2 separate regions of the Homo sapiens genome follow, and region 1 is linked to region 2. The links are chromatin loops, found by intact Hi-C in ENCODE. Cell type or tissue: Caco-2. All regions are shown on one strand. Each heading gives the region's core, and the rest is flanking DNA. Links, peaks and the distances in the headings are about the cores only.

Region 1 (16,350 bases), core at 3,458-11,457, 51 kb before region 2:
GACATTACAGGCAAGGATAAACAAAAGAAGCAAATAAAAAGAGTTAATTTAACAGTTTCACCCGACTTAGGTGTAGTTTTAAGGGTCCTGATCCAGGCTTGGGGACCCATGTTTCTGTTTGGGCTTTGTTGGCCTTTTTGATGTGGGAGTGATGAATCCAAGCAGGAATTCCGTCCACCTTCAGAGCTGTTGGCGTCGTGAGGATGACGGTGTGAGGTCCCTTCCAAGCAGGAGTTAGGCCCTCTCTCTGGAACTTTTTAACAAACACCAGGTCACTGAGCTGGAATGAATGGCAGGGCCCCATCTGGTCAGGAACTGGACTGGGATGGGCTTCTCAAACAAGTGGCAGAATGATCTCTTGTACCTGTTGGAGAGACTGCAGGTACTGTAATAAATTAGCTTGTGATATTTCTGCAAAATGGGCATCTTTTAGCTTAGGCAAGATAGGTGGTGCCCGCCCATATATAATTTCAAAAGGTGAGAACCCAGCCTGATAAGGGGTGCACCTTACTCTAAGTAGGGCTAAAGGAAGGAGTTTTACCCAATTTTCACTGGTGTCTAGAATTAATTTTGTAAGAGTATTTTTTAGGGTATGGTTCATGCATTCCACCTGTCCAGAGCTCTGGGGTTGATAGGCACAATGGAGCTTCCACTGAATGTTTAATGCCTTACTGACTGATTGAGCTATGGACGAGGTGAAGGCAGGTCCATTATCAGACCCTATGGCAGCAGGCAACCCGTACCAGGGGATGATTTCATTGAGTAAGAACTTAACTACTGTGTTAGCTGTCTCGTTCTTGGTAGCAAATGCCTCAGTCCATCCGGAGAAGGTGTCTACTGATACTAAAAGGTACTTGTACACAGCCCGGTGTGGCTTTACCTCTGTAAAGTCAATTTCCCACTTTTCTCCTGGCGAGTTTCTTCGGAGACGGTGACCTGGGCTGGGTTTAGGACCTTGCTTGGCATTTACCTGGGCGCAGGCTGTGCACCAGAGAACTGCTTGATCTGTTAGGCTTTGTAGATGAGGGATCTTAAAACAGCTCCGGAGGAGCTGAGCTAATTTTGTCCCACCAAATGGGTGGTAGAATGTAGGTGACTGACTAAAGTTTCTCCAAGAGCTGGGGGTACGAAGATTCTAGAGTCAGGAAGAATCCACCAACCTTTTTGATTTTTATTTGCTCTAAGGTTTGCAGCCAGTTTTTCTTCTTCTGTTGAGTACGCGGGGTTGTCAGGCAGATCTGGCTGTGGAAAAGAAACTGCCGGTAGCAGGTTTATGGACGGAGCTGAAGACAGCGCCACTTCCCGAGCTGCTGAAACCGCTTTTGGGTTACCGCGGGCAACAGCCGTGTTTTCTTTTTGATGTCCTTTACAATGGATTACAGCCACTTGTTGAGGGAGCCACACAGCTTCAAGCAGGGCTAAAATTTCCTCTTTGTTCTTAATTATTTTTCCTTCTGACCTGAGCAACCCGCGTTCTTAGTAGATGGCTCCATGTACATGCACAGTAGCGAAAGCATACCTGCTGTCAGTATAAATGTTAATACGTTTATCTTTAACCCATCGGAGAGCTTGAGTAAGGGCAATCAATTCAGCTTTTTGTGCTGAGGTGCTTGCCGGTAAAGCCTGAACCCACAACACATCTGTCTCTGTGGTAACAGCTGCACCAGCTTTGCGTATCCCCTGTTCGAGAAAACTGCTGCCGTCGGTGAACACGGTGGCGTCCGCCTTTCTCAGGAGCACATCTTGAAGATCTGGCCTGCCAGTTTCGGTAGCTTCTAACAGCTCCTGACAGTCATGGACAGGAGTATTAGAATCTGGATCTGGGAGTAAAGTAGCAGGATTTAAACACCTTGTGGGAGAGAAAGTCAAACAAGGCTGATCCAACAGTAAACTCTGATATTGTAAAATACGAGCATTTGACATCCATTTACCTGAAGCACTTCGTAGTCAAGTCTCTACAGCATGAGGAACTGTAAGGGTTAAATTCTGGCCTAGAGTTAATTTATCAGTTTCTTGGACTAGGCTTGCTGTAGCCACTATGGCTGGCAAACAACTTGGCCATCCTGAGGCCACAGGATCCACCTTCTTAGATAAATAAGCCACTGGGCCTCTCCAAGTTCCTAAAGTCTGAGTAAGCACTCTCTTAGCAACTCCCTGGCTCTCATGGACAAACAGATGAAAAGGCTTTGAGATATTTGGGAGGGCTAAAGCCTGGGCTGCAGTTAAAGCCTTTTTCAGATTCTGAAAAGCCTGTTCCTCGGTGTCTGTCCAAATCAGTGGGCCATTACCTTTTGTAGCAGTATACAAAGGCTTTGTAATCTCTGCAAACCCCGATATCCAAAGACGACAATATCCCAGGGCTCCTAGGAATTCATGTACCTGTCTCTTGGTGGCGGGAGTGGGGATTCGCAGGATGGCTTCTTTCCGGGCACTAGTGAGTGCCTTTTTTCCTTTGTTTATCTTGTACCCCAGGTAGGACACTCTGGGAAGACAAAGCTGGGCCTTTTTGGCTGAGACTCCATACCCGAGCTCCTGAAGGAGGTAGAGCAGGTCTCTTGTGTGTTGTAGACAACCATCCATAGTTTCAGTTGTTATTAAAATGTCATCTACATATTGGAGAAGAGTACAGTTAAGGTGACTGGCTCGGAAGGGTATAAGATCTTGCTGAAGAGCCTCTCCAAAAAGGGTAGGGGAATTTTTAAAACCCTGAGGTAACTGAGTCCAAGTCAGTTGGGTAGTGTCTCCTGATCTTGGATCTGTCCATTTGAAAGCAAAAATCGGCTGGATTTTGGGGGCCAGAGGGATAGCAAAGAAAGCATCTTTCAGGTCAAGGACAGTGTATACTGTATGTTCTGGTGGGAGCAGGCTGAGTAGAGTATAGGGATTAGGAATGGTTGGGTGGACAGCAACAGTCCATTTATTAACGTCCCTTAAGTCTTGTACTGGCCAGTAATCATTTGTTCCAGGTTTCTGGACCGGCAAAAATGGCGTGTTCCAGGCCGACTGGCATGGGGTAAGTATGCCAGCTTGTAACAGTCGTTGAATGTGGGGATTAATCCCCTCTCTAGCCTGCTGACTTGTGGGGTATTGCTTTGCCTGGACCGGTATGGCAGTGGCCAAGAGTTCTATGACTACTGGCGGATGGTGTTTAGCCAGTCCGGGAGGGTTTGACTCGGCCGAAACTTGGGGGAAAAGTGTCTGTAGATCTAACAAAAGAGTATTAGTATTCTCCTCCGGTGATTACGACGGTGAAACCAGAAGGTATTCTTCTGACAGAGGGGTAGTTAGCAAGAGTTGGGCAGTGGGGGAAGTTGCATTTCCTAGTGTGAGATGAGCCTGCTGAGCTGAAAAGGAGATTGAGGCCTGTAACTTATGGAGTAGGTCCCGTCCAAGGAGAGGAATAGGACACTCTGGAACTACTAGGAAAGAGTGTGTCACTCTTTTCTGTCCCAAGTTTACTTCTCAGGTGTGTGTGACAGGATATTCTTGAATAGCTCCAGTTACCCCTTGTACAGCAATTTTTTTATTTGAGACACTGCCCAGGGGAGTCTCCAGTACGGAGTGCTCTGCCCCGGTGTCTACTAGGAAACATACAGGCTGGCCCCCCACTGTAGCAGTTACCATGGGCTCCTGGGGGCCGAGAGCAAGGGAGCCCTGGCCCCATCAATCATCAGGCTCCTCTGTTGCGGCCAGGGTGAGAACCTTTTTGTTTTCAGATTTTTCTTTTGGCAGTAACGGGCACTCCTTTTTCCAATGCCCAGTCTGTTTGCAATAGGCACATTGGTGTTTTCCTAGAGGGGCCTGTTCACCTCTTTCACTTTTCTGGTGGGAACCCGAGGTTCCTTGGCCATTTTTCTGGAATGCAGGCCTTTCCTTTCTGCCCTCTTGGATAGCTGTTACCAAGATTTTTGCTTGTCTTTTATATGCTTTATCGGCAGCTTTTTCAGCTGCCTGTGTCGCTTGTTTTTGTTTTTCAAATTCTCGGTTTTCAAAAACCTTCTGGGCTATTTCTAAAAGCTGACTGATATTCATCCCAGTAAATCCTTCCAGTTTTTGGAGTTTTCTCCTAATATCTGGGGCTGCCTGAGCCACAAATGCCAAATTAAGAGCACGGCTATTCTCGGGAGTCGCCAGGTCAAAAGGTGTGTGAATTCGATAAGCCTCCTGGAGAGGTTCTAAAAACACCCCTGGTGACTCATCAGGCCCCCGGACAACTTCAGTTGTCTCAGACAAGTTTATGGGCTTCCAAGCGGCTCCTTTAATACCCGCGAGGAGATACTGGTGAAAATCGTCCAAAGCCCTCCTTCCACCTGAGGAATCTGGGCCCCAGTTAGGCCAGGTGGAGGGAAAGACCTCCTCCTCCTCCAGGAGGTCTCTAGCTTCCTCCTCCTCCAGGAGGTCTCTAGCTTCCTCCTCCTCCAGGAGGTCTCTAGCTTCCTCCTCCGGCCCACCGGCTGATGCAAGGAAGTGCTTTCTGGCCTCTCTTCGGATATGCTCCCTCTCCTCAGAGGTAAACAGAGTTAAAAGGAGCTGTTGGCAGTCATCCCAGGTGGGTCGATGGGTCCGGAGCACGGACTCCATCAGTGAGGTCAAAGCCTGAGGCTTTTCAGAGAAGGGAGGATTATGGGTTTTCCAATTATACAAGTCAGAAGTAGAAAAAGGGACATAAACCAGGAAGGGGGCTGAGCGCTCATCAGCCGCGGGACTCGTGCCTCTCTCAGTGGGAGTAGAGGGGCTGCTTCCTCCCATGCGGTCGTAGCGGAAGGCAATGGGCGGTCACAGCCCACAGGGGACGCAGTCGAAGAGACACGGGATGGCGCCAAGGGAGCAGGCTGGTGGTAAGGCGGTGGAACTGGGTGAGGAAGACTCTCCTCTTCTTCAGAGGGAGGCAAAACAGGGGGAGCCGAACTGGCGGAGGGTTGAGGCAAAAACGCGGCCTGGCTCAGGAGGACTTTGGAGGTGGAATTGCGAATGGCACATGAACAGAGCCATGGAGGAGGATTCCTAATCAAACTTAGCCATTGATCGATATAGGGAAACTGATCAGGGTGGCCGGGAGTTCCGGTAACAACCCATCACACGGCTTGAACAATGGTAGGATTTAATGACCCTTCACAGGGCCATCCGACTCCAAACTTTGGTCATTCTAGTTCACAGAGTGTCCAGACCTTGCCTTTTCTAAGGCGGACTCCATAGTCCTCTGAGAAACCAAGAGAAAAATTTTCCAGCATACACTGGAGAGGGCTCCAACCCTTACGGGGCCAGGAGGAGGTGTTTCCCGTTTATTATTATTATTATTATTTAAAGACAATTTAGCAAAGTCTTGAGCAGAGATATCAGATCCAACACCGGCAGAGAAACTCTTTCCCTGGGGGGCTGGAGTGTCGGAAAAACAGAATTAACATGATCAGAAAGAACAGAAAAACCACAACAGCTAATACCACTTGCCACATTGCTGTAGCTTTAAGATTGAGGGAGGGGGATTGGAGGCCAGCCTGAGGTCTCCTGGGCCAGTTCGATCTAGGCGTTCTCCCTCTTCTTCTTCTTCTAGACCTATATCCTAAGTGTTTTTTATGTCTCCACGATTCAAAGGCAAACAGTTCAAATTCAGCTTTTTCCTTTAAGGGTTCAAGGAGTGAGAGCAGAGCGAAGTCTTGGAGACGCTGAACTTGCTGTTGCACTGGAAAACGAGATGTGCGGGGTAAGGGGCAGGGACGAGGGGGAAAAGGACCACTCGGATCGTCCTTAAGATGAGAAAGTAGCCACAGTGGAACAGAATAGGAGTCTAAACGAAGTAAAGCATGACGGGCGTAGGTTTCTTTACACAAGGTCCTATTTAAGGGCGCAGGAAAAGTTACAGAATGACAGAAGAGGTGAGCAAGAAGGTCTGCAGGGTGGCTGTTTTGAACCCACCACCAGTTCAGTTTAGAAGGGGACCAATCACTAGGACGTGGGGTATGACAATCTAAATACCCGCAACCTTCATGGTGCCAGAAATTCCAATCAGGTGAATGTTCTCCACACTCTTTTCCGTAACAACAGCTTACTTGTTTATGACAGAAAAGACAAGACTGTGGTGGCCAGTCTAAATGATTGATTAGAAATTTAACCTCTTGTGACAAAAAATCAGCACTAAGGACCTTGAAGAAATTTTTACCCAGACCTCGTGGACTATATCGATGTCCTGACATGTAACACCTTGACAACTATTAAACAAGACAATAGACACCGAACAAAACAATAAACATAAAACAAACAATTGACCCTAGGGCATGTAAACAATGATGACAGTTTTCCTGTTTTACCTTCTCTATTAGACAGACAAGGGAAGGGGGTCCCGTGATGGGATCATTTAGATGCCTGCCTGGCCACTCCCCGTGAGGGGACTTGGGTTCCTCTTAGCATTGGCAGGCCAGTATAAACCCCCAGCTCGGATCGAGCTATGCCCGATGCTGCCTTAAGCCTTATGAGGTCACCACAGAACGGCAGGTGAGGGCCCACTCAAACTCCGTAGCTTTCGCCATGGAGCTACAAACTGGAAGACAAACGCAAGCCTTTGTCCTCCCACATTCACACACCATTTACACAGAGTTTATAACAGGTTTTTTTTTTTTCCCTTTCCCGGAGATTTCCAAAAGAAGGATGGAAGATAGAAGAGAGAGAGAGAGGTCTGCCAGAAACCAAGGCTTAGCTCTCCAGCGTCCTGGGTCTTGAGCTAAGTCAAGGGAGGGTCCTGGTCAGGACCACTTCCCACCCAAACCAAGATACGAAGGCGCCTACCGGAAAACGAAGGCTCAACCCACTAGCATCCTAGAGTAATGGGCTGAGTCAAAAGAGGGACGCCCTCGTCAGGGCCGCTCCCCTCTCACCGGAAACGAAGTCACATCCGACCTACCTGACCCCGGGGTCAGAAGCTGAGGACTCAGCGCCCTCGTCAGGGCCGCTCCCCTCTCACCGGAAACGAAGTCACATCCGACCTACCTGACCCCGGGGTCAGAAGCTGAGGACTCAGTGCCCTCGTCAGGGCCGCTCCCCTCTCACCGGAAACGAAGTCACATCCGACCTACCTGACCCCGGGGTCAGAAGCTGAGGACTCAGCGCCCTCGTCAGGGCCGCTCCCCTCTCACCGGAAACGAAGTCACATCCGACCTACCTGACCCCGGGGTCAGAAGCTGAGGACTCAGATGTTGACTTTTAGGGCGCTGACACAGTGGTCGATCCGCTCTCCTCTGGAAGGCGGTCACTCTTTGCAGACCTGAAAATTCTTTCCTCAGGTGGTGTCCCTCCTCCGAGCTGGCCATCCTTCCGGGGGAGCCCGGAGCGAGACCGGCTCTCGCCCAGTGGTGTTAATATCTCGCTGCGGCCTCCAAAAATGTTGTACCCAGGCGAGTTAGAGAAAACGCCACACTTTGAGACGAATTAAGAGTCCTTTATTAAGCCAGCGGCCAAAGAGACGGCTAATGCTCAAAATTCTCTGGGCCCCGAGGAAGGGGCTTGATTAACTTTCATACCTAGGTTTAGGAAGGGGAGGGGAACTCAAGTGCAATAATTCTACGGAAGTAAAAACATGCAAGAATCAAAAGAAGCAAAATGGTTACAGAGAGATAAACAATTTAAAAGACAAATGGTTACAAAAAGAGCAACAGTACCAGGTGCAGGGCTCTAAATCTTTCATTATAATTAGATATAGGGGCTATGCCGGGCATGAACTCAAGGCTTTATGTTGTTATCTCCTTGAGAAAAATCCTGGGAACTTCATACATTGTTGGTGCTAGTACCTTATCAGTTAACTGGGCTCCTTTGAAATGCTGAGAATCTGTTTACACAGGTTAACTCCTTACGGAAGGGGGTTGGGTGAGGAGCCCTTAGTGTCTTGTAAATTAAGGGGTCAATTGGAGTTTGTCCAGCTTTCCCAGCTAGAGAGAGTCTTACTTACATGAGAAGCAAGGCTAGGTGATTAAAGAGACAAACAGGGAAGATTCAAAGTAGTGAGTTAGAGTGAAAACAAGGTTAGGCATTTCAACTGACCACAATACTCAGACAACAGCTCCCCCGCTACCCAGGAAAAAAAAATAGCTGGCATTCACTACAAAGCACTATGATTAAATGTGTACTACAGGTCCCAAGGCTGCAGACAACCACAGACACTGTTATCTGGCATAGCATTTTAAGGGCTCAGAGTTCTCATCAGGAGGTAACTGAGAGCCATAAATGAACAATGTTTTTCAGGAATGTGCAGGGTTTAAACAATCCAGGTCTGCTGAGTTAACCTTCTACTGTACACAAATCCAGATTAGAGGGCAGCAGGGACGTTCAATGGATGGCCAGACTCAGGAGAGAGGGTAGAGATGGTCAGGTTAGGACCCCAAGGAGCAGCCTGGGAGACTGTAGGAGTGAAACTGAGAACCTCCTGAGGGGCCTATGGGTGTACATAGCTGTGAGTTTAACTAAAGCTGTTGGGTTTCCCAGGAGCCCAAGAAAATGGTACTACAGTGAAGGGTGTGGGGAAGTGGCCATAAACGTCAGTGGGTGTGTGCAGGAGGGGAAGGGAGCCAATGGAGTTAAGAAAGAGGAAAGAGACCAAGGGATATGGGCATTCCTTACAGAAGCAGGTTCAGAAATAAGCTTTCAGATGCCTCTTGCCTGGACTTCCATCAATATGTCAAATATAAATTTGAGGTATGTTTCCCATCTGACAAATACCACAGAGTGAGGAAAGAGCTGGAGGCGTTGCTAGGAGAGAACACCCTGGACGTGACCACAGCCCCTTTTGTCCTCACACTGCCCTGCCTGTCCTCTATCCTCACAGCGTGGAGGTTCTCATCTTTGCCCTGCCTGTCCTCTATCCTCACAGCGTGGAGGTTCTCATCTTTGTCCTGTGGTGGGAAAAACATCTGGTTCTTGGAACACTAAGAAGACCTCCAGAATCATGTAGGTGATTACGTCTACTATAAATCTTGCATTTCCAAACAAGTTCTCTATCTACTTTTCATCAATGTGTTCGTGAAGCTTCAGGGTAAATGAAATAAGGCAGTCACTAAATAGTGAAAAAAGTCACCTATTTACTCATGTTCAGATGACTCCCGGGTTTCAGAATCAAAGAATTGGACAGAGAAGCACAACCGTTGGTGCCCAGGACTTCTGGACACCACACATGGAAACTGAAATTCACAAAACACCCCTTATAGTAAAATGGAGATCCTCGCTTTCATGCAATGTTTGAGGTCCTTTGATCAATTAGGAAATACTAAAGGTTGATTTGTTAAAGAAAAAATGTATATATGAAGACACTTGTTCCAGCACAGTAAGGAAGACTTCATCCAGGGCCCTCATGATAGGTGTAGGGACCAGGGCAGTGGGATTTTGCAGTGGGGGAGAGATTCAGCAGAACTCCAAATACAGAATGAGAACGTGAGGATTTATAGGCATACAGCAGGGTTGGGGCACAGGATGGAAAATCACCAAGAAGAAACATCAGGAGTGAGGTAAATCCTGCTTAGGGCAGCCTGCCAGGATTTTTGTTGAAGTTAGACCAGGGTGATCAGATGTCACCCAAGTTATGGTGAAGGACAAGGAAACTGATCAGATATCCAGGAAAATCAGACACTCAGTATGGGGAAAACTGGCTAAATCAACACAACAGAATTCCAGGTAAAACTGAATTTTAAAGGAAAGTGCAGAGAGACAGGCTTAGGATAAGATTCAGGAGCCTCCTAACTTCTCGTGAAGCAAATTAGCTTCATCAGGTTGGGACACATAAATGGTAGCACTTTCTGCTGACCAAACTCATGACTAAATGAAATGAGAACAGTACATCACAAAAATGTAAACTGAACCATATTCAGAATTTCTGAAGATGATGAGTGGCAGAATGAGCTGAGGTGTGATAGATCAGGGGGTCTCCTAATTCTGAATCCTGCAATTAGTTCTAAGCAGCATTCACTGACAACAGCACAGCTCGAGATTCCCACATGCACAAACACCTGACTCCATGAATCTGCAGCCGGGGGTCTCTGCAGGCTCTGAGGTGCACAGGACATATCCCACCTCAGATTCAGCCTCAGGTAATTATCTGCTGTTCCCGTGGGGAGGAGAGGAACAGTGTGGAAGGAGGGTCAGCTGTACTCCACTCAGGATCTCTGTACATGGAGGAAAACAATGAAAGTGGGGAACACATGTCCTCAACTTATGTTACACTTCCACATGAGAAAGGCAACACCATGCCAGGACATTCTGCAGAATCAAAGAATAAAGCTCTCAAGGTAAATGTAGGAATCACCATTGTTTACAGACTGTATGTTTATTTCTATGTCATCCACAGAAATTAAGTAAAAGTTGTGTTCTGTATGGAACCCACATCATATGGGTTCTGAGTCAGGTCTTCCCTCCCTCCACCTGCAGGGAGCACAGTGCACCTGAGCCATGCGCCTGGGGCTGCACTCTGATGTGCATGCCACGGCTGGTGCTGGGGCCACGTCCTGTGCTCCACTCTCAGGAGAACAATGAGCTCCGCGCTGATCTGAGTAGAGCCACTGCTGGGAGTCACGGGGGTCCCCGATGGGAAACTTTGACATGACTCAGATACAGTGACTTGCTGGACCTTCCTAGAACAGCACAGTTTAAGGAAGTTCCACTGAGTTATCCTCCCTCTCTCCTTCACTCAGGGACCAACTTCCCTCATATGCCTTCAGCTTCCCCAGCCTCCTTCCACCCGCTCTGCGTTTCCTCTCAAAAGCGTGGACCGGTTCCTTAGGAAACTGTACATAAACCTAATCCATTCATAGAATGTGCTTCTCCGAAGACCAACACTAACACATGTGTTGGCAAAGCTGTTCATAATACCAGCCAGATTCTACTGACAAATATATGATATGAACTGACCACGGCAATCACCAGTTTTATGTGTCTCCTTGGCTAGAACATAGTCTCAATTATTAAATGAGACTCGAATCTAGGTGTTGCTCTGATGATTTCATATAGGTGTTATTCAAGCCCACCATTAATTTTCTCAAGCTAGGAAGATAGTAGTAGTTAACCTGGGCGTGCCTGATTTAATTCTAGCAGAACAGAAGACAACAAAATTTCCTGATGGATGGCAGGTGTGCCTCTTTCCAAGAATTCCAGCCTGTCGTTCCTGATGGCCAGCCATAGACATGCCTAGACAGAACACACAATTGCTGTCACCAAGATCTCTCCACCCACTGGAATGTCCACACTAAGCTTCCTCAAAGTCACAGGTGAGGAAGGTGACACAGATAGTTTGAGCAGATACAGATCACAAATCTAGGCAGGGTTCTGGGGAAACTGTTAGATGGAGAAACAGCTAAGTCTCTGAAAGGAAACCAGCCCTTAACCTCCCTGGGCACCTGGTCCCTGAGTTTACTGTGTTCTTAATGTGTCCTGAGCGCCCTCTGCAGCCCAGGCCCCTCCTGTCTTCCTGCAGGGACGTTTGTGTCTGGGCTCTCACTGGCTTCCCCTCACTGTGTCTCTCGCACAGTGATACAAGGCCGTGTCCTCGGCTCTCAGACTGTTCATTTGCAGATACAGGGAGTTCTTGGCGTTGTCTCTGGAGATGGTGAATCGGCCCTTCACAGAGTCTGCATAACCTGTGCTACCACCATTCCAATTAATACCAGAGACCCACTCCAGCCCCTTCCCTGGAGCTTGGCGGACCCAGCTCATGCCATAATCATCAAAGGTGAATCCAGAGGCTGCAAAGGAGAGTCTCAGGGACCCCCCAGGCCGTACCACACCTCCCCCAGACTCCACCAGCTGCACCTCACACTGGACACCTGCAAACACAGAGACACCCTGGTCAGAAACTGCCACACAAATCCACTGTTTCTCTCACTCGTGTTCACTCACACTCAACATCTCTATTGATCCATGAATCACCTTTTAAAATAGCAACAAGGAAAACCCAGCTCAGCCCAAACTCCATGGCGAGTCCTCTGTGTTCAGTGCTGATCACTGAATGGAAACACGTGGGAATCTCAGGGCTGGGGCTCCTCTCCCAGAGCTGCAGGGTCAGGGCTGGGCTGGTTTTCATCGGCAGAGGGAGGACCCCATTTGCATGTCTCCTACTATATAGTGACTTCTGGAAGGGATGCCTCAGAGTAGGCTGTGTCCCAGAGTGGATGCGAGTGATTATACTTCATAAATAATTAATTCTCATTAGCATTTCTACTTATAGATGCACATGAATTATGTTCTGTGGGAGTCAAAGTTTCCTTCATTTACAGATGTGAAGGTAAACCCCCAAGCACGGAAGGGCCATGTGACATGTCTAAGAGCTCACATCTGGTAAAAGCCAGTCTCACTGTCTGGCCCGTGTTTCTCACAGCTGGATCTGACTGCTCCCTAAATTAACTCTAGGACAGAGCTAGAAATTTCGAGTGAGGGTTACAAAACCCTCTTCTTATAAAGATATCATGATATTCTTTGGCTGTATCTTAGTGTTTTTCTAAGTAACATAGAAAAACTGAGGGTTAACTCACGTGTGGAGTCAGGAGTTCATGACTTTTCTTGTATTATTTTTATTTCTCTCTTCATTTTTTTTACCAAATTATACACTTTTATTTGTAATAGTTTTAATGAGATAATATTGACAAATAATCTTCACACAATATGTTCACCGTTTGAAAAATATTGACCTAATCACCATTCATAGAGAAAACAAATCAATCCGTTTCACGATTTTCTTTTTCTCCTGCAATTTCACCTTCCAACGCCTTCCCTCCTCTTACCAGGTAGAAGTCATTTAGGGATCTTTTTTACATAACAGCGTGAACAACAGCTAAACTGGTTAAGTTCCAAATGAATCAATTTTTTTTAACACATCAGGTAATTAAAGTTATAGCAACCAGCGTGTTTGTCAGTGTGTGTGAGAGAGAGAAAGAGGGAGGAAATGAGACTGAAAAAGAAAGTGATTCTACATAATTATTGATTTATAAGGTCCTCAAATGCAGGGACTTATTCCTGATGAACAGGGTCCACATAGGTTGAAGAGGGTAACTTGATGCACCCACATATGGCTATAGATTTATAATATCAATGTTATTTTCTAAACTCATAAGTACTCATACACATTAGAATAGATGTAGTGGAGGGTGTCCAGTGGCGCAATGAGAAGGTGACACTAAACCCAGTCTCCAGGGCCTTTCCCCGCCTGCTGCACCTGCCCTGAGGCTGAGCCTTGAGCCTGCCTGACCACTGAGCCCACAATGGTCCTGAGCCCCCATGAAGTGCCAAGCGCCCCCTGGGTTTCCCTGCTGGTTCCTGAGTGCCCACCTCTGTCCTCAGCACCCCATGCTGTCCTGTGAACCCGCATAGGGAGGTTTGTGTCTGGGCTCACACTGATGTCCCCTCACTGTGTCTTTTGCTTAAAAATACATGGTTGTGGCTGAGCGCGGTGGCTCACGCCTGTAATCCCGGCACTTTGGGAGGCTGAGGCGGGTGGATCACGAAGTCAAGAGTTCAAGAACAGCCTGGCCAACATAGTGAAACCCTGTCTCTACTAAAAATACAAATATTAGCTGGGCGTGGTAGTGAGTGCCTGTAGTCTCAGCTACTAGGGAGGCTGAGGCAGGAGAATCACTTGAACTCAGGAGGCAGAGATTGCAGTGAGCTGAGATCGCACCACTGCACTCCAGCCTGGGTGACACAGCGAGACTCTGTCTAAAAACAAAGCAAAACAAAACTAAACAACAACAACAAAAAACATGGTTATTTGCTTGTTGCTCATGTAGCTCAGCCATAGGAAGAGCTGTTTTTTGGACATAGATCTGGAGGTGGTGACTGGACTCTTGAGGAGTGGGTTGGAATTTTTGCTGCCTTCATGACCTGTGCACCCAACCCACTCCAGTCCCTCCCCTGAATCCAGCTCCATCAGGAAGCACTGGTTGTGATGAGGAATCCAGCATTTACCTGAACTGTTATTGTCATTGATATGCTAAACAAAATGTGGCACTCATTTTTATTGTGTTGAGATACACATAACATAAAACTTACCATTTCAGCCCTTGGTAAGTGTATGGGTCAGTGATACTTTACACATTCACAATGCTGTGCAACCATTTCCACTATTTGGTTTGGGAACATTTTCATCACAGAAAAGGAAACCTCACCTCCATTAAGCGGTCACTCTGTGTTTCCCTTCCCCTGACCTCCTGTGATCTGGGATTTTCCTGCTCTGCGTGCTTCGTGTCAATGGGACAATTAGGGATGTAGACTTCCGTGTCTCCCTCAGTTCAGTCACCCAATGTTTTCAAGGCTCATCCAAGTTGCAGCCTATGTCAGTGCTTCACTCCTCTTTAAAGCTGCATTACAGACACACAGACACACCGCGGCATCTTCATCCCTGTGGGTTAGAGACACACAGACACACCGCGGCGCCTTCATCCCTGTGGGTTAGAGACACACAGACACACCGCGGCGTCTTCATCTCTGTGGGTTACAGACACACAGACACACCGCGGCGTCTTCATCTCTGTGGGTTACAGACACACAGACACACCGTGGCGTCTTCATCCCTGTGGGTTATAGACACATAGACACGCCGCAGCGTCTTCATCCCTGTGGGTTAGAGACACACAGACACACCGCGGCGTCTTCATCCCTGTGGCAGTCGATGGGCACTTGAGTTGTATTCTCCATTCAACTACTGTAAGTGGTGACACCAGGTACACTTGTGTATGAGATTTTCAGTGAAGACCATTTTCCAAAGTTGCTGTCCCATTTCAATACCAACATGCAAGCCATGACCATTCCAAATTCAGTATGTCTATACCTACAAGTGATTATGTTTTTCTATTTAGTTTTGAATACTGGCTTTCTCCGTGTGTGCAAGTCAGTAATCTATATGGAACTTAAATCAGCAGCATAAATCAGATAACCCCATTAAAAATGGGGAAGGGACGTGCACAGAAACTTTTCAAATACAGACATAGAAGTGGCCAACTAACATACAAAAATACTCAGCATCCTCAATCATCAGATAAGTGCAAATCAAAACCCAATCACATACTATCTAACACATGTCAGAATTGCTATCACTAAAAGATCAGAAATTAACAGATGCAGGCAAGGCTATAGAGAAAAGCGCCACTTACATACTTTTGGTGAAAATGTAACTTGGCCAAAGCACTGTGGAAATCGATCTAGAGATTTCTCAAATAACTTAGAACAGACCTACAATTCCCCTCAGCAATCCCATTACTGGGTATATGCCCAAAAGAAAACAAATTATTGTAACAAAAAAACACATCCACTCACGTGTGTATCACTGTGCAATTCACAGTACCATAGACATGGAATCAACCTAAATGTCCATCCGTTATAGACTGGATAAAGAAAACGTGGTTCTTATACACAGTGGAATACTATGCAGCTATAAAAAAGAATGAAATCACGCTTATTTGCAGCTACTTGAATGCAGCTGGGGTCAAAAATTCAAAGCTAACTGACATAGAAACAGATGATAAGAGTCGATGGAAGAGGAAATGAACATTTTGGGTGTTGCTCTGTGTACAAGTAAGAAAAGAAATCCCCTGGTGCATGAACTCTTGAAACACAAAAGCCTGGAGACACTCATGTCCTGACTTCCATTACATTAGGTTGTGTGCTTTGTCTCATTTTCATTCAGTTAAAATAGCTTTCCTTTACTGATGGCCAACATAGCCACACTCTGTAATCATCTAGAGACGTTATGATAAAAATAACAATTCTGAACATTAGAACAAATGCTAACTTTTAGGTCAAAGTTAGTGTGGATTCAGTGTGATAGGAGACATGGCTGAATAGCAGCAGTGTGCTCACAGTAATTTTATCTAAATTATGAAAATTTGTTTACATCTTTTAGATTAGATTCCCATTGAAATCCTTGATCTAATATTATCTCTGATGCATTATACATCAGTAATGAAATGAGGTTATGCACTCAATTGAGTAGAGCAAACTTTCATTCAGAATTTGTTCCTCTATGTGATGTCAAGTCAGCCCGGATGGCAGAAGTTATTGCAGTCAACAGAGCTCATCAATAAGCCAAAGACAAGGATTAAACACGTGTTCTAGAGGAGTGCCTGACTTTGGGATGCTCTTCACACAAAGAAATTTCTCCCACCTTCTGGAACATGTGAAAATGCACAACAAAATAACACATTTTAGATGCAGTCCTGCATTTTAGAGACCTGACTAATGTAACTTGGAAAGTAAAAACCTGAAGGAAAATGACATAGCATACCAACTGAAAGTATACATATTGTAGTGGGTCATCACACCAAGCAAGCAGTCTTATCAGTCAGGGGTTTATAATATTATCTAAATATGGAAGGCATTAGCATTATGTATACA
Region 2 (16,350 bases), core at 4,233-12,232:
CGTGCTGATGCACACCTGTAATCCCAGCTACTCGGGAGCCTGAGGCAGAAGAATCGCTTAAACCCGGGAGGCAGAGGTTGCAGTGCCCCGAGATCATGCCATTGCACTCCAGCCTGGGTGACAGAGCGAGATTCTAACTCTAAGGAAAAAAAAAAAAGGACCTTCCCTCACAAAATACACAGAAATCAACAAGAAATGGATTTAACACTTAAACGTAGACCTGAAAATTTGGTACAAAGGTATCCATGTATGGTTTGGAACAAAATGTAAATTAGTACAGCCATTATAAAAACAACATTAAGATTACTGAATGAATTGAACATAGGGTATACCCACTTCTAAGTGTACATCTAGAGAAAATGAAGTGAGTGTATCAAATATGCTCATTGTGAGGTTATTCATAATAGCCTAGATATGGAAAATAAGTCAATGTCCATTTATGAATGAACAGATAAAATGTGGCATATACATACATAAAATTGAATATTATTCAGCCTTTAAAAGAAGGAAATTCTTACATTTTCAGCATCATAGAGAACATTATGCTAATTAGAATAAGCCAGACACAGAAAGACAAATGCTGCATGATCTCATTTATATGTAGAATGTAAAATATTTCAGCTCTTGGAAGCAGAGTAGAATAGTAGCTCCCAGGCCCTGAGAGGAGGAAAATATTGGGCGATGTAGGTCAAAGGGTAAAAATTTCGGTTATGCAGGTTGATGTGTTTTGGCCCTGCGTTCCCCCTCAAATCTCATGTCAAATTGTAATCCCTACATGTTGAAGAAAGGGCCTAATATAAAGTGATTGAATCATGAGGTGATCTTCCTCTTTGCTGTTCTCATGATAAAATTCTCAAGAGATCTGATGGTTTAAAAGTGTGGCACCTCCCCGCTCACTTGCTGTTTTTCTCCTGCCACCATGTGAAGAATGTTCTTGCTTCCCCTTCACCTTCTGCCATCATTGTGTGTCCTGATGCCTCCCAGTAACACTTCCTGTTTAGCCTGCAGAACTGTAAGCCAACTAACCCTCTTTTCTTCATAAATTACCCAGTCTCAAGTAATTCTTTATAGCAGTGGGAAAATGGATTAATACAGAAAATTTGCACCAGGAGTGCGGTACTGCTATTACGATACCTGAAAATGGGGAAGTGACTTTGTAATGGACAGATGTTGGGAAAGCCTAGAAGGCTCACAAGAAGACAGGAAGTCGTGGAAAAGTGAAATTTCCTAGAGGCTTACTGACTGGTTTTGACCAAAGTGCTGATAGTGATATGGACAATAAAGTCCAGGCTGAGGTGGTCTCAGATGAAGATGAAGAACTTCTTGTGAATTGGAGTGAAGCTCACACTTGCTATGCTTTAGCAAAAAGACTAGCGGCATTTTGCCCCTGCCCTAGAGATCTGTGCTATGTTGAACTAGGGAGAGATGATTTAGGGTATCTGGCAGAATAAATTTCTAACCAGCAAAGCATTCAAGATTTTCCCTGGCTGTTTCTGAAAACATAAGTCCTATGCATTCATGAAAAGATGGTCTGAAATTGAAACTCATATTTAAAAGGGAAGCAGAGCATAAAAGGTTGGAAAAAAATTGCAGCCTGACCATCTGGTAGACAAGAAGAACCCATGTCCTGGGGAGAAATTCAAGCTGGCTGCAGAAATTTGAATAAGTAATGAGGAGCCCAATGGGGAAAATGTTCCCAGGGCATTTCAGAGATCTTTGTGGCAGCCCCTCCCATCACAGGCCCAGAAGCCCAGGAGAGAAAGATGATTTCATGGTCCAGGCCCAGTACCTCACTGCTCTGTACAGCCTTGAGACATGGCACCTTACACCCCTGTCTGTCTCGTGCCAGCCATAGCTAGAAGGGACCAAGTTCCAGCTCAGACCATTGCTTCAGAGGGTGCAAGCCCTAAGCTTTGGTTGCTTCCACATGGTGTTGAGTCTGTTGGTGCACATAAGGCAAGAACTGAGGTTTGGGAACCTCCTCCTAGATTTCAGATGATATATGAAAATGCCTGGATATTCAGGCAGAAGTCTGATGAAGGGGCTGAGCCCTAATGGAGTACCTCTACTAGGCCAGTGTAGAAGGAAAATGTGATGTTGGATCCCCCACACAGAGTCCCCATTGAGGCACTGTCTAGTGGATCTGTGAGAAGAGGGCCACCATCCTCTAGACCCCAGAATGGTAGAACCACCAACAGCTTGCACGGTGTGCCTAGAAAAGCCACAGGAACTCAATGCCAGCTTATGAAAGCAGCCATGGGCGCTGGACCCTACAGAGCCACAAGGGTGGAGCTTCCCAAGGCCTTGGGAGACCATCTCTTGTATCAGTGTGTCCTGCATGTGAGACATGGGGTAAAAGAAAAATTACTTTGGAGCTTTAACATTTAATGACTGCCCTGCTGGTGTTTGGACTTGCATGGGACCTGTAATCCATTTTCTGTGGCCAATTTCTCCTATTTGGATTGGGAGCATTTACCTAGTACATGCACCCCAGTTGTATCTTGGAAATAACTAACTTGTTTTTAATTTTACAGATTTATAGGGGGAAGAAACTGACCTTGTCAGAGGAGACTTTAGACTATAGATTTTTATGATTATGCTGAAATGAGTTAAGATTGGGAGACCGTTGAGAAGGGATAAATATATTTTGCAATGTGAGAAGGACATGAGATCTGTCATGGACCAGGGGTGGAATGATATGGTTTGTCTCTGCATTTTCACCCAAATCTCATGTTAAATTTTAATCCCCAAGTGTTGTAGGAGGGGTCTGATGGGGAGAGATTGAATAATGGGGGCGACCTTCCCCTTTGTGATTCTTGCAAGATCTCACAAGGTCTCATGGTTTAAAAGTGTGGCTCATCTCGCCTTGCTCTTTCTCTCTCTCTCCCCTGCCAGCATGTGAAGAAGGTCCTTGCTTCCCCTTCACTTTCCATGATGTCTGTAAGTTTCCTGATGCCTCCCAATAATGCTTCCTGTTAAGCCTGCAGAACCGCGAGTCAACTAAACCACTTTTCTTCGTAAATTTCCCAGTCTCAGGTAGTTCCTTACATTAGGGTGAGAATGGACTAAAACACAGGTTGAAATAGTTCTGGAGATGAAACGTAAAGCAATGTGACTATACTAATGAATATTGTATTATAAAGGTATCTTTTGCCAGAAGAGTAGATATTAGGTGTTTTTATCACACACACACAGTAAATTAAAGACATAAAATGATAACTCTCTGAGAGGACAGGCATGCCGATTACCTTGATCATGATGAGCATCTCCCCAGGTACATCAATACATCAAGTGGTGTACCCTAAATATATACAATTTTATTTGTCAGTGATAGCTCCATAAAGCTGAAAAGTTATAATGCATACCTATATATCTACATATTTTATCAATAAAATGTGTGAATATAAACAGAAGAACTTGTACAAAGATACTTATAATAGTTTTGTTTATGATGTTTATTTTGGAAACAAATTTAAATCCCATCAACAGGAAAATAGATATACATATTGTCACTTATTTACTTAATAAACAGATTTATTTATTTAATAATCTGTCATTTATTAATGTAATTGATTTAGATATGAAATATCTATATGTGTATGAGTACATACATATTTATACATATGATGACAAAACCTTGATAAATGCTATTACATGAATGAACCTCACAAATAGTAAAAGTTGCCCCTTACAAAAATGATCTATAATATTTTATTCCATGTATATGAAGTTCTAAACAAGAAAAAGGGACCTCCTATAGTGACAGAAATCAGAACATTTTTCTACTTGCATTTCTCTGATGATTAGTGATGTTAAACATTTTTACAATATATTTGCTGGGCACTTGCATGTATTCTTTTGAGAAGTGTCTGTGTCGTTTGCCTATGTACTAGTCCATTTTGAAACTGCTGATAGAGACATATCCAAAACTGGGAGGAAAAAGAAGTTTGATTGGACTTACATTCCACATGGCTTGGGAGGCCTCAGAAACACGGCGGGAGGAAAAAGGCACTCCTTACCTGGTGGGTGGCAAGAGAAAATGAGGAAGAAGCAAAAGCGGAAATCCCTGATAAGCCCATGAGATCTCATGAGACTTATTCACTATCAAGAGAATAGCACGGGAAATACCAGCCCCCATGATTCAATTACCTCCCCCTGGGTCCCTCTCACAACACATGGGAATTCTGGGAGATACAATTCAAGTTGAAATTTGGGTGGGGACACAGCAAACCATATCAGCCAATTTTTAAAGGGTTTTTTTTTTTTTGGTTCTTTTTGATTTGTTTATCTACAGACTCTGGATACTAGGGCTTTGTGGGATGCAATGCTTGTGAATATCTTCTCACATTCTGTAGATTGTCTGCTTACACTGCTGATAGTTTTGTTTGTTGTTTGTTTGTTTGTTTGTCTTACTGTGCAGAAACTCCTTAACTAATTAGGTCCCACTTGTCTATTTTTCTTTTTGTTGCAACTGGCCTTGGATACTTAGCCAAAAATTTTTTGTCAAAACTAGTGTCGATAAGAGTGTTTTCAAGGGTGTCTTCAAGGAGTTTTATGGTTTGAGGTCCTACATTTAAGGCTTTAATCAATTTTGAGTTAATTTTATATATGTTGAAAGTACAGGGTCAGCTTCAATCTTCATCATATGGCTAGCCCGTTGTCCCAGTATCATTTATTGAACAGGGAGTCCTTTCCTCATTGCTTCTTTTCATCAGCCTTATCAAATATGAGATGATTGTAGGTGAGCAGCAACACACCACTCAGAATGGTATCACAAAAAAGTCGAAAAACAAAGGATGCTTGTGGGACTTTGGAGAAAAGAGAACACTTATACACTGTTGATGAGAATATAAATTAGTCTTGCCACTTTGGAAAGCAGACTGGAGATTTCTCAAAGAACTTAAAACAGAGATATCATTTTACCCAGCAATTCCACTACAGGGTATACACTAAAAAGTAAATAAATAATTCTACCAAAGAGACACCTACACATGCGTATTCATGGCTGTGCTAGTCACAGTGGCAAAGACGTAGTTTAACCCAGATGCACATCACTGGTAGACTGAATATACAAAATATGGTACATCTACACTATATAATACTACACAGCCATGAAAAAGAATGAAATCATGTCCCTTGCCGCAAAATTAATGGAGCTGTTGGTCTTAATCATAAACAAATAAATGCAGGAACAGAAAACCGAATACCACATATTCTCCTATGTGGGAGCTCAGCATTGAGCACACATGGACATAAATAGAAGAACAATAGACACCGTGGACTGCTGGAGAGTGGAGGGAGGGGGTGATGGAATCTGGATTCCAAACCTCAGCATCACTCAATAATCCCGTGTGACAAGTCCACACACGTCCCCTCTGTATCTAAATTAAAAGTTGAAATTAAAAAAAAATCCTTATGTGAGAGCTGACTGGAAACACTGAGAGGACACTTGTGGAGATGGACCTGCTCCTCACCCTAACTTAGGTGCTGGAGACAAACGTGCACATTTGCCAGAAACCCTCAAACTGTACATTGAAGAGCTATGCATTTTTGTATATGTTATCTCATAAAAACAGAAAATAGACAATTGGAGGAAAATATTTTTATTGAAATTAAAATCTTAATAACATGCATATGAAAATTCAAATAGAAAATATAAATGTGATTATTACAATAATTATTTAAAGACATTTAGTTATATCTACTAGAATAAAATCCCAGAAATAAAAAAGATAAAGGTGACATCTTAAAACGAAAAACTAATAAGCACACATTTCACAAATAAGTAAAATATGGCTAAAATATGTTGAACATTTTATATTATTAGTTATACAAAGTTAATAAACTATTGATATAATATTGTAAACTGTTTTATTAGGATAAATTACTAACATTTTGTATCAAACCATAACTGGGGACAGCCGACAGAAAAATAACAATATTTGCAAGCACATGTTATAAATGTTAATATAGTCTCAATGTTGGCCCAACTCTTACACCTGAAATTTTCAACTATATCATGGATTTGTTTGGAGTCCTAGGAAAAATTAATTTTAAGAAATGACTTAAAGGAATTGTCTCCAATATGGAGATATTAGTATCTCATCTATAAATAAATGGAAAATACATAATACATGTCAAGTCCTTGTAAGAAACCCTGTCCCATGGAAAAGGGCTTATCCTATTTGTTAGTGATACATTTACTGTTAACATTATCACCTTCACGATGATTTAGAAAATTAAAGCAAAGCGTGATGAATTGAAGTGTGATGTTGCTTGTTTGGTACAACAGCGGGGTGAGGATAATGAAGAGCCCTGTGATCCCGAGGAGATGGCCTAATCCAAGGAGAGGGAGGCTCCAGGTCGTGTGGACTCACATGGGCTCCTGCTTCTGCCTGTCCCACAGCCACTCCCAGAAGCCTTCAGGAGACAGGGGTGCAGATGGGCCCTTGAGACCATCAAATGAGAGCTGGAACTGAAGAAAAAGATAATGATCTGGGATAAATTTTAAAAAATTAAAATAAAAAATTTTATTTTAAATTCACGAATTATGGTTGTTTATATTTACAAGGTAAGAAGCAATGTTATGATTTGTGAATACCATATGGGATAACTAAGATAATTAAGAAATGATTAAGATAATTATCATTTATCAATTCAAATTCTTATTATTTATTGTGACAACCACATTTGAAATAACCATTATTTAACAGTAGTTAAATGAACAAATATAAATCAATTGATGTAAACAATTAAAAATAACCAAAATCAATTGTGAAATACTCAAATAATTTACATTTAGCTCATCATTAAGTTTGATTCTTTAGGACATATTTTTAGAATTACTTTATTGTAATGTTTATTATGAATTCCTACACATATATGCATATGTCTTTGTATTTATATATTTTTTCTTTCTTTGTTTTGTTTTTGTTTTTTGTTGTTTTTTTGAGATCGAATCTTGCTCTGTCACCCAGGCTGGAGTGCAGTGGCGCCATTTAGCTCACTGCAATCTCTGCCTTCCGTGTTCAAGTGATTCTCCTGCTTCAGCCTACCGAGTAGCTGGGATTAAAGGCACATGCCAATACGCACAGCTGATTTTTGCATTTTTAGTAGAGATGGAGTTTCACTATTTTGCCCAGGCTGGTCTCGAACTCCTGGCCTCAAGTGATCAGCCCACCTATGGCTTCCAACGTGCTGGGATTACATGCGTGAGCCACCGCGCCTGGCCTATACATCTTTCTATGGTTATAAATTTATGTCCCTATAGCTTCGTAGCTGCTGACGTCAACAAATGTTAATAAAACTCTGGAAGAATCGGTGCAAATAGGAATGCTTATTTCATTAAAGTGTAAACATATATATATAATTTTTAAATTACTAAAATTTAAATACTAACGATAATAAATTCATAATAAACACAAGTAATAAAACGTCACAGCCTAGAAAGCTCCAGAGTCCGGCAAACACAAACCTGACTTTTCCAGCTGAGGAGAAAGGAAACCTCTCCCGGCACCTGCTCCTGTCCCGCCCTCAGTGGGTCCCTAGCGCCCCCTGGTGGCCCCGCGCGGCCCTGCAGGGAGGTTTGTGTCCGGGCTCACACTGACCTCCCCTCACTGTGTCTCTGGAACAGTAATACACGGCCGTGTCCTCGGTTTTCAGGCTCTTCATTTGCAGATAGGTGATGCTTTTGGAATCATCTCTTGAGATTGTGAATCTGCCTTTCACAGACGTGGTCTATTCTGTTGTCCCACCATTAGCTTTGTTTCTAATGAAACCTACCCATTCCAGCCCCTTCCCGGGAGCCTGGCGGACCCCGCTCATGTAGTAGTAACTGAAGGTGAATCCAGAGGCTGCACAGGAGAGTCTCAGGGACCCCCCAGGCTGTACCAAGCCTCCCCCAGACTCCACCAGCTGCACCTCACACTGGACACCTGCAAACAAAAAGAAACCCTGGTCAGAAACTGCCACACGTATCCACTGTTTCTCTCACTCTTATCCGCTCACACTCAATTTCAATAGTTCTCAATGAATTACCTTTTAAAATAGCGGCAAGAAAAACCCAGCTCAGCCATGACTCCATGGTGAGTCCTCTGTGTTCAGTCCTGATCACCAAATGAAAACATCTGAAAATCCCAGGGCTGGGGCTCCTCTCCCAGAGCTGCAGGGTCAGGGCTGGGCTGGTTTTCATCAGCAGAGGGAGGGCTCTATTTGCATGTCTCCTACTATATAGTAAGCTCTGGGGTGAGAGGCCTGAGGAGAGAGTGGGGCTCACAGCATGTGAGAGCGTCCTGGGGGAGATTTGTGATATTGATAGCATTTGGGAATTGTGGTTACTTATTGTAAGTTTGTTCTGTGGTAAACCCTTAAAACCTATAAATCTTATAATTTTGTAATTTTTATTTTAAAAGTTTTATTGAGGTACAATAGATCTACATAAACTGCATATTTTTGAAGTTCACACCAATAATCTTTTATTTTTACACATGCAGAGAAACCATGGTATGTAGTATCAATGTTATTTCCATGTTACAAATGAGAAATTACCAGCAGAAGCACAGATGGGTTGTACAGTGTCCCCAGAGCTCACATTTGGTCAGAGTGACCTGGGCATCTGGGCCTGTGCTTCTCACCACTGGACCTGACTTCTCCCTGAACCAAGCCCAGCACACAGGGGTTGCACCTAGTGAGGTTTACAGAACCATTTCTCTGTAATGGGAACATGGTGTGATGTGTATGCTCTTTTGTGATTACCTAACAATTGTAAAGAACAGCATGTTTCCCACAGTTTTATTTTCTTAAGTGTCATACATCTCTCATGTTCGTGTCTATCTTTCCATCAGTCTTTATCTAACAAATTATATATTCACTTATTTGCAATACCCTTATTGAGGCATTATTGCTATATAATAAATATTGCATAATTAAAGTGTGCAGTTGAATACACACTGAAGCCGAGCATGGTGGTGCACAACTGTAGTCCCAGCTACATAGGGCAGAGGGAGGAGGATTGGAGACCCAGGGTCTGAGGCTGCAGAGAGCTGTGATCTCACCACTGAGCTCCAGCCTGGATGACAAAGCAAGACCATGTCTCCAAAGAAAAAAAATGTAATTTCACATGTGCTCACCTGTGTATCCAAAATAACAATCAAGATAATGATGATTACAGTTAAAAGCTTCCCTGCTTCCCTGTGTTCCTCTCATTCCTGCCTCCCGTCATTTCTCTCTCACTATACTCAGTCAACCTCTCATCTTTGTTAATTCAGATCTATTTTTCAATATTTTGTTAAAGTGAAATCTTTTAGTTTCCATTTCATTTGTGTGGCTTCTTGCTCAGAATAATTACTTGTGAGTCAGTAATTTGATTGTGTATAAAGGTGTTGATTCTAACGAGGAACAGTATTCCAGTTAATGAGTACACCCCTATCATTTATTTATAAATCTCCTTAACATTTGTGTTATTTCCAGTTTCTGAGTATTACAAATGTATCTTCTACTCCGCCTGGAGATGTAGTCATCCAATAAAAAAGTATTATTTTTACAACAACTAGCCTTACTGAGCTACAAATTAGCACATTTTATTTAATACATGAGTTTATTGATGTATAGGGCAAATGAGAGAACTTACCTCTTGTGAAAATCAAATCAGTGACTTGTAAGGATAAACAGGAAAAGAATATAATTTTATCTGAGGCAGAGGCCAGCAAATGTCATATAAGTTAATGCAAGATTAAATTAGATATATTTACCCGATTGCTTAAAATTAAGTATAATGAAGAAGTTATTATTTAAATTTCCACAGGACTTAAAACTGAGAGACTCCTATTGCTATTGAAACCTTTCCTCCCAAGATTGAGGACACATCACAAAAATCTCCACCCTCTTCCTCCCGAGATGGTTCTGTGTGGGAAACGGAACAGCAGCTGTGGCTGAAATGCATCCAGACCCAGCTCCCTCACCACCACTACATGACCAAAGAATTAACATGCAGGGGCAAAGCCACTGACAGCTCTGTGTTACAGGCACTGGAGGAACTCGTAGAAACTGGGGTAGAAGAAAGAAAAGCTCCAAAGCTCTGTCCATTCTTTCAGGAATAACAGCCTCATCTCCCACCTCCTCTCTCTTCCCTCAGGAATAACAGACTCATCTGCTGGGAAGGGCAGAAAAGAGGAAGCTGAAGACATCAGTGGGAAGACATAGTGGCTGCTGGGAGAAGATTGGGGAAAGAACAAGGAGACCCTCTACCCAGGAATGGGAGGAAGATGCATGGATCAGCATCACACCTGCAGGAGGGGCAGGGATACTTGGAAGGACACGTCCTGAGCCAGGACTGCCATGTCTGCCTGGAGTGTGGCTCCCTCAGAAGGACAGAGAGTGCCCGTTCAGTGCAACCCTTCCCACCACATTGACAATCATCAGGTCCATGTGGCTCTGGGATGACCTGGGGGAGATGAAAGACAGAGTCTCTCTGGAACACACAATTTAAGGCCCAATGCCAAGCAGGAAACAAAATTAAGGTGTCACTGGAGGAATCTGGGTGTCTGGTGGCTGCAGAGGAAACCCACTGCAATTCAGGCAGCCACTGTGACAATGAATTTCAAATGTAGCCCTGACTGGTTTCACACAATTTTCTACAATAAAGGCCTAGAAAAGATACGGCATGATCATCTACAAAAAAAGTCATAAAACAAATAATTATCTAATATAAAGGATCTGATAGAAGTATCTGTGGAACATACATTTTGAAATAACTGCATAAATACTTTGAAAATTTACACTTGATCCCATAGTTAGTCTATGCGTAACTTCGTAAGAAACTGCCAACATGTGCTTATTTTTAATAACTAATACTTTATTACTATCATGCTTTTGAATGTAACAGAGACCACAGAGTAGATTCTATCGATAAAAAGCCAACTTTGGAAAATACTTAGAGAGATTTATTCTGAGCCAAATGTGGGGTCCATGCCCTGTGACGCAGCCCCAGAGGATCCTGATAACATGTGCCCAAAGTGGTTTGATTGCAGGTTAAATTTAATAACATCAATTGATACATGTGAGATATCTGTTGATTTGTTTCATAAAGACAAAACAGCTAGAAGTGAGGCAGTGTGGGGAGATAATTACCGCTTACAGGTGAATTAAATGATTTTTCAATTGGCAATTCATTGAAAGACTTAAGTTTTTATCTAAAGACCAGAAATCAGTAGTAAAAAGTGTCTGGGTTAAGATAACAGGTTTTGGAGAACAAAATTCATATTATGCAGATGAAGTCTCTTATGTGGCCACGCTTAGAGGAAATAGATGGCAAATGTTTTTCTACTAAGACCTTTAAGAGATGCTAGACTTCCAGCTAATCTCCTCAGTATAACGAAAGACCTGGAAAGGGAAGGAGATTCTCTACAGAATGTAAATCTCTCTCACAAAGGATAACTGTGCAGGGCGATTTAAAAATATGTCAAAGAAATATATTTTAGGGTAAAAGCCTTCGATTCCTTTCAAGGCCTGCTCTGTGTCACATGACGCTATTCTCGAGTCAGGTTAGAATTTGGTATCTTATTGCTACACGGAATCCGTTTTCTGAGCCTTGAGTCCTCTGTTTTCATGAAAATGCTGGTCAGTTGTGCTTGAATTCCAAAGTGAGGAGGGTATAATGAGGCATTTCTGATCTGTTTCTAATGTGGCCTGAACTAGGTTTTCAAGTCTCTGGAACTCCTTGGTGAAGAGGAAGGTTCCATTCAGTCAGCTTGGGCGCTTAAAATTCTACTTTTAGTTTATTGGACATATATGAGACTTACCCTACTCAGGGGTATCAGAAAATATTTACTGAGGTAATCACATTGAAGTTGAGACTTGAAAGATAGTCTCAGATTCCTCCCTGCAAACCTTTTCTCCTGAGACTAGAAGAAGAAAACTTAACCAGAAACAAATACTAACATTTCTTCAATGTTCAAAATCGCCACCCATTAGGAAAATAATTAAACTTGCAAGGCTTATCTTTAGAAACTAGTATAACGATTCCTAATGTCCTTTAGAAAAACACAGATTCTGATTAGTTTACAGATTATACAGAACGTCCCATCCAATGGCAATCTGCAATTAGCTGGATTCCCTTCCACTGGTGTTTTTTAATGTGTAATTTAAATAGATGCATAATAGTTCAAAACCTTTATGTGGTACATGTGATATTTCGAAAAAAAGAAAATTATGTGCATATCTGGATAACTGGGACAACCTTCAACCTTCATCTCAATCATTGACTACTTCTTTGTGGTAAGAACATTCTAAATGTTATCTTCTAGCTAATTTGAAATACACAATAAATTATTAACTGTAGTTGTCTATGTGCCAATTCAGCATTCTCAGGAGCAATGGGTGAAAATTCCTGTTTTTCAACTTCCTCGTCAACATTTGGTATTGTCTATATTGTGTATTTTACCCATTCTATTAGGTTACTAGGATTTTTTCAATATTAAACATACATTTACCTAATGAAAATCCAGTTGGTCACTTTTTATACTTATTGTTAGATGCACTTTCTATTCAGGTCTTTGCCCATTTTAAAATTAAATTGTGTGGTTTTGTTGTTCAATTGTAAGGTAATTTGTATATTTGTAATAAAAGTCCTTTTCCAAATATTTGATTTGCAAGCAAACTCTCCAAATCTATGGCTTATCTTTTCACTCTCAGATAAGGGTTTATTTTCAAAGGCCTAGGTTAGTTTATCCATCTATGAAAAGAGGATAATTGGCCAGGTGCAGTGGCTCCTGCCTGTAATTCCAGCACTTTGGGAGGCTGAGGCGGTTGGATCACCTGAGGTCAGGAGTTTGAGACCAGCCAGGCCAACATGGTGAAACCCCGTCTCTATTAAAAATACAGAAATTAGCCGGGCATCGTGGCAGGCGCCTGTAATCTCAACTACTTGGGGGGTTGAGGCAGGAGAATTGCTGCAACCTGGGATGCAGAGGTTGCAGTGAGCCGAGATTGCACCATTGAACTCCAGCCCAGGCAACAACAGTGAGACTCAGTATCAAAAAAAAAAAAAAAAAAAAGGAAAAAAAAGAGACAATTATCATTCTAACTTCTAACTTAGAATTCTTAGCATAATAACGTAGGTTGTAAATATTTCAGTATCTGAAATATATACCAGTTTTGGTAAAACACTAGGGAGGAAAATTTGTAGAGTGTTCTGAGCGCACAATGGCTTCCCCTCGCTGTGTCTTTTGTATAAAAATCATGGTTGTGTACTCCTTGTTAAGGTAGCTCAGCTGTAGGAGAAACTGTTTTTTGGATGTGGATCTGGAGATGGTGACTGGACTCTTGAGGAGTGGGTTGGATTGTGCACTCCCTCATGACCTGTGCACCTGATTCGCTCCAGTCCCTTCCCCGGGGGGTGACGGATCCAGCTCCAGCAGGAAGCACTGGTTGTAATGGAGAAGCAGAGATGCCACAGGCCAGGGGGAGGATCTGTGAGGGCTTCACCAGGCCAGGAGTGCACCGAGAATCACAGTTGTCGGCATGCACAGGTTCTGAACAACATGTTGAAATTCACAAATTTGCACATTTTGATGAAAATGAAGAACTCACTGTTTTGCAATTTGTAGGTCCCCGAGAGCAAATAGCAGATTCAGAGGTTAGAATTAGATGAATATATGGTCACATTTTTTCTTCAAACTTTCAACCAAATAAGAAAGACAAACTGCGGACAGAAGAATGGGTACTGGATTATTACCTCTGTCTATAATTACGGTGATTTTCAGAATAAGATTGACCTGTGATAGCCCAAAGGGTGTCATAATCCCGAATCCACAATTAGACCTGAGCAGCAATCACGGGCAGTGGAGGTCGCCTCACATGAGGAAAGATCTGACTCTGCAAAGCTGCACACGGGGGTCTCTGCAGTCCCTGAGTTGTACAGGAACAGCTCCTCCCTCAGACTCAGAGTGAGGACAATGTGCTCTATCTGGGGGAGGTGAGGGTTAGTGTGTGGAAAGAACCAAACTCACTCTAATCAGTATCTCTGTACTTGGACAGAAATCAAAGTTTACAAGAAATCATGAACTTGGGGTAAAGCAGGAAATTACAATTGTTTGCAGGGTGCATGCTTGCTTCTCCATGTCGTCTAAGAGAACCAAGGAAAATCGTGATTTATTATGTACATTTCCATAAAAGGTGTTTCCACCCTGAGAACGCACCTCCTATACCTCCAATGTCAGGGAGCACGTGGACCAGGCACCCGGCACAGCTCTCTGACACCATCACCCAGTTTTTGACAAAGAGACACATCCTGGAGCTCCTCCCAAACAATGACTGTGCACAGTGAAGTTGCTAACGCGTGGCTGCTGCTGGGCACATGGGAGATTCCCGATGGACAGCTATGCTCTGGGAAGAACCAATGGCCTTGATGGAATTAGCTTGGACCACAGGGTTGTTAGTAAGCTTCATCAGACTCCCACCTTCTCCAGCACTCGTGGTGGGATTGGCATAGTGGGCTGACAGTGTCTACAGCCTCACCCGGCCTCCTGCACACTTTTCTGCCTCTTGTCTCTCCCCTACACTCCACCACCTGCACCTCACACTAGACACCTACAAACATAGGGACATTTTGGTCCGAACCTGCCACACATAATCACTGTATTTTCACTCACATCCACTCATGCTTAATATCTCTAGTTCTCCATTATTTGCCTTTTAAAATAGCAACAAGAAAACCCAGCTCAGCCCTAACTCTATGGTGAGCCATGTGTGTTCAGAGCTGATTGTCAAATCAAAACTCCTGGTAATGCTGGACTGGGGCTCTTCTCCCAGAGCTGTAGGCTCAGGGCTGCGATGGTTTCCATCAGGAAAGGGAGGGCCCTATTTTCACGTCCCCTCCTCTGCAGCAAATGCTGAGGTGGGATGCCTGAGGAGAGAGCAGAGCCCAGGGCAGATGTGAGACTCCTGGAGGAGTTTAGTGTTGATGGCAGCATTTGGAAAATATAATTTCTTGTTATGTGATTTTCTCATTAAAATTACTAAGCAAATATTTTTATTTCTCTTTTACATATTTGAAAAACTAGAAATATAACTACATTTATGAAACTTTAAGATGTATAAAAGGAGAAATAGAAAACTATAAAAAAATTAGGAGACTTCAAAACCTCGCCTTCAATAATGTACAGAGCATCCACAGAAAAATTCTTAGGAAGCCCGTGGACTTAAGCACTCTCGAACAAACTGCCCTAACAGACATCTACGGAACATTCCAACCAACAGCAGCGTAATATGCATGCTTCCCAAGCACACTAGAGATATTCCTCATGATGGGTTATATATTAGATAACAAATGACTCTCAGCGTTTAAAAAAGTGATGACAACCGTTCTCTAACTTTTTAAAAAATCCGTGAGGTCCCCACCTTCTAATCTCTTTCTAAGAGGCTCCAATCACTGTATTACCAGTAATAGACAAGGCAAAAGAAGAAAACCAAACTTCTGACAAATGTTCTTAGTATATGTAAACAAGCTACTCCCAATTCATAGTCAACTAAGTTCTATAAGACTTTAAAAGGATTGTACACCATGACAAGCTCCAAATTATTTTTGAGATGCGCTGATGAATCAATATCTTCAAATCAATAAATCTGATGTGGTAAATTAAGAGAATAAAGGAAAAGCATCAGTTAACTTCTCACCAGACATAGAAAATAACATTTAAAAAATTCAAGATCTCATAATAAAACCTCTAAAAGTTAGGAATACAAGAATATAACCTGTATATAATAAAAGTCATTATTTAAAGCCATACTTTTATATGGAAGAGTGAAAGGTTAAAATATTTTGCTATAGCATCTGTAAAAAGGCAAAAATAAACTTACATCTTACTTCCAGATTTCAAAAGTAATAACAAAAGTAGAATAATAAAAACAGGATGGAGTTGGCATAAATATGTAGAAAGAGCTCAGAAATAAACTGATGTATCAATGGCAAACTGATTTTCAGCATAAGAACCCACAATATAAAACAGATAAACCAAGTCTCTCCCTATGAATGTGTTAGAAAAACTGGATGTACACATGCAAAGAGTTAAGAATTTTGGGTTAGAATAAACACAAAAATCACTCTGAATGGGCCAGATATTTAAACATATGGCCTGCAATTGTAAAATTTCCCCGACCCAGAAAATAATATATTAACAATGATTTCCTATATTTCACATTAAAGGCACAGACAACAAAAGCAGAATTAAACAGGTGGAACTACATCACAACAAAAAGATTCTACAAAGTGTGGAAATAATTCCAACCTACAGAATGGGAAAATATAATTGCAAGCCATGCATCTGAAAAAGGGATGACATCCAAAAATACATG

What was found. Hi-C counts contacts between places; a loop is a spot of excess contacts. Peaks named below come from ENCODE experiments on the same cell type or tissue, not always from the same donor. Only the 100,000 strongest peaks of a DNase experiment are listed, where the experiment ranks them.
Region 1: a loop joins it to region 2, with 8 times the contacts of the local background. A loop is called at or near these places in 8 of 110 quality-filtered maps.

The regions. Positions count from the first base shown.
Region 1 is chr14:106,199,451-106,215,800 of GRCh38, forward strand. It overlaps LOC105370700 (a long non-coding RNA gene), which reads left to right. Exons shown (of 4, transcript XR_007064369.1): 2 at 1-3,013; 3 at 5,626-5,701; 4 at 6,628-8,973. It also overlaps IGH, IGHV3-20 and the pseudogene IGHVII-20-1. Among named protein-coding and RNA genes, the nearest start is that of LINC00226, 80 kb to the right of the region's middle. RefSeq lists enhancers at 885-2,084, 6,433-7,632. In Caco-2, for the core only: a CTCF peak has its summit at 11,399 (motif pointing left); DNase peaks (open chromatin) are centred at 4,261, 7,851, 8,141, 11,391 and 1 weaker place; H3K4me3 peaks cover 313 bases.
Region 2 is chr14:106,250,141-106,266,490 of GRCh38, forward strand. It overlaps IGH, the pseudogene IGHV3-22, the pseudogene IGHVII-22-1 and the pseudogene IGHVIII-22-2. Among named protein-coding and RNA genes, the nearest start is that of LINC00226, 29 kb to the right of the region's middle. RefSeq lists a silencer at 7,731-7,898. In Caco-2, for the core only: a CTCF peak has its summit at 7,572 (motif pointing left); a DNase peak (open chromatin) is centred at 7,541.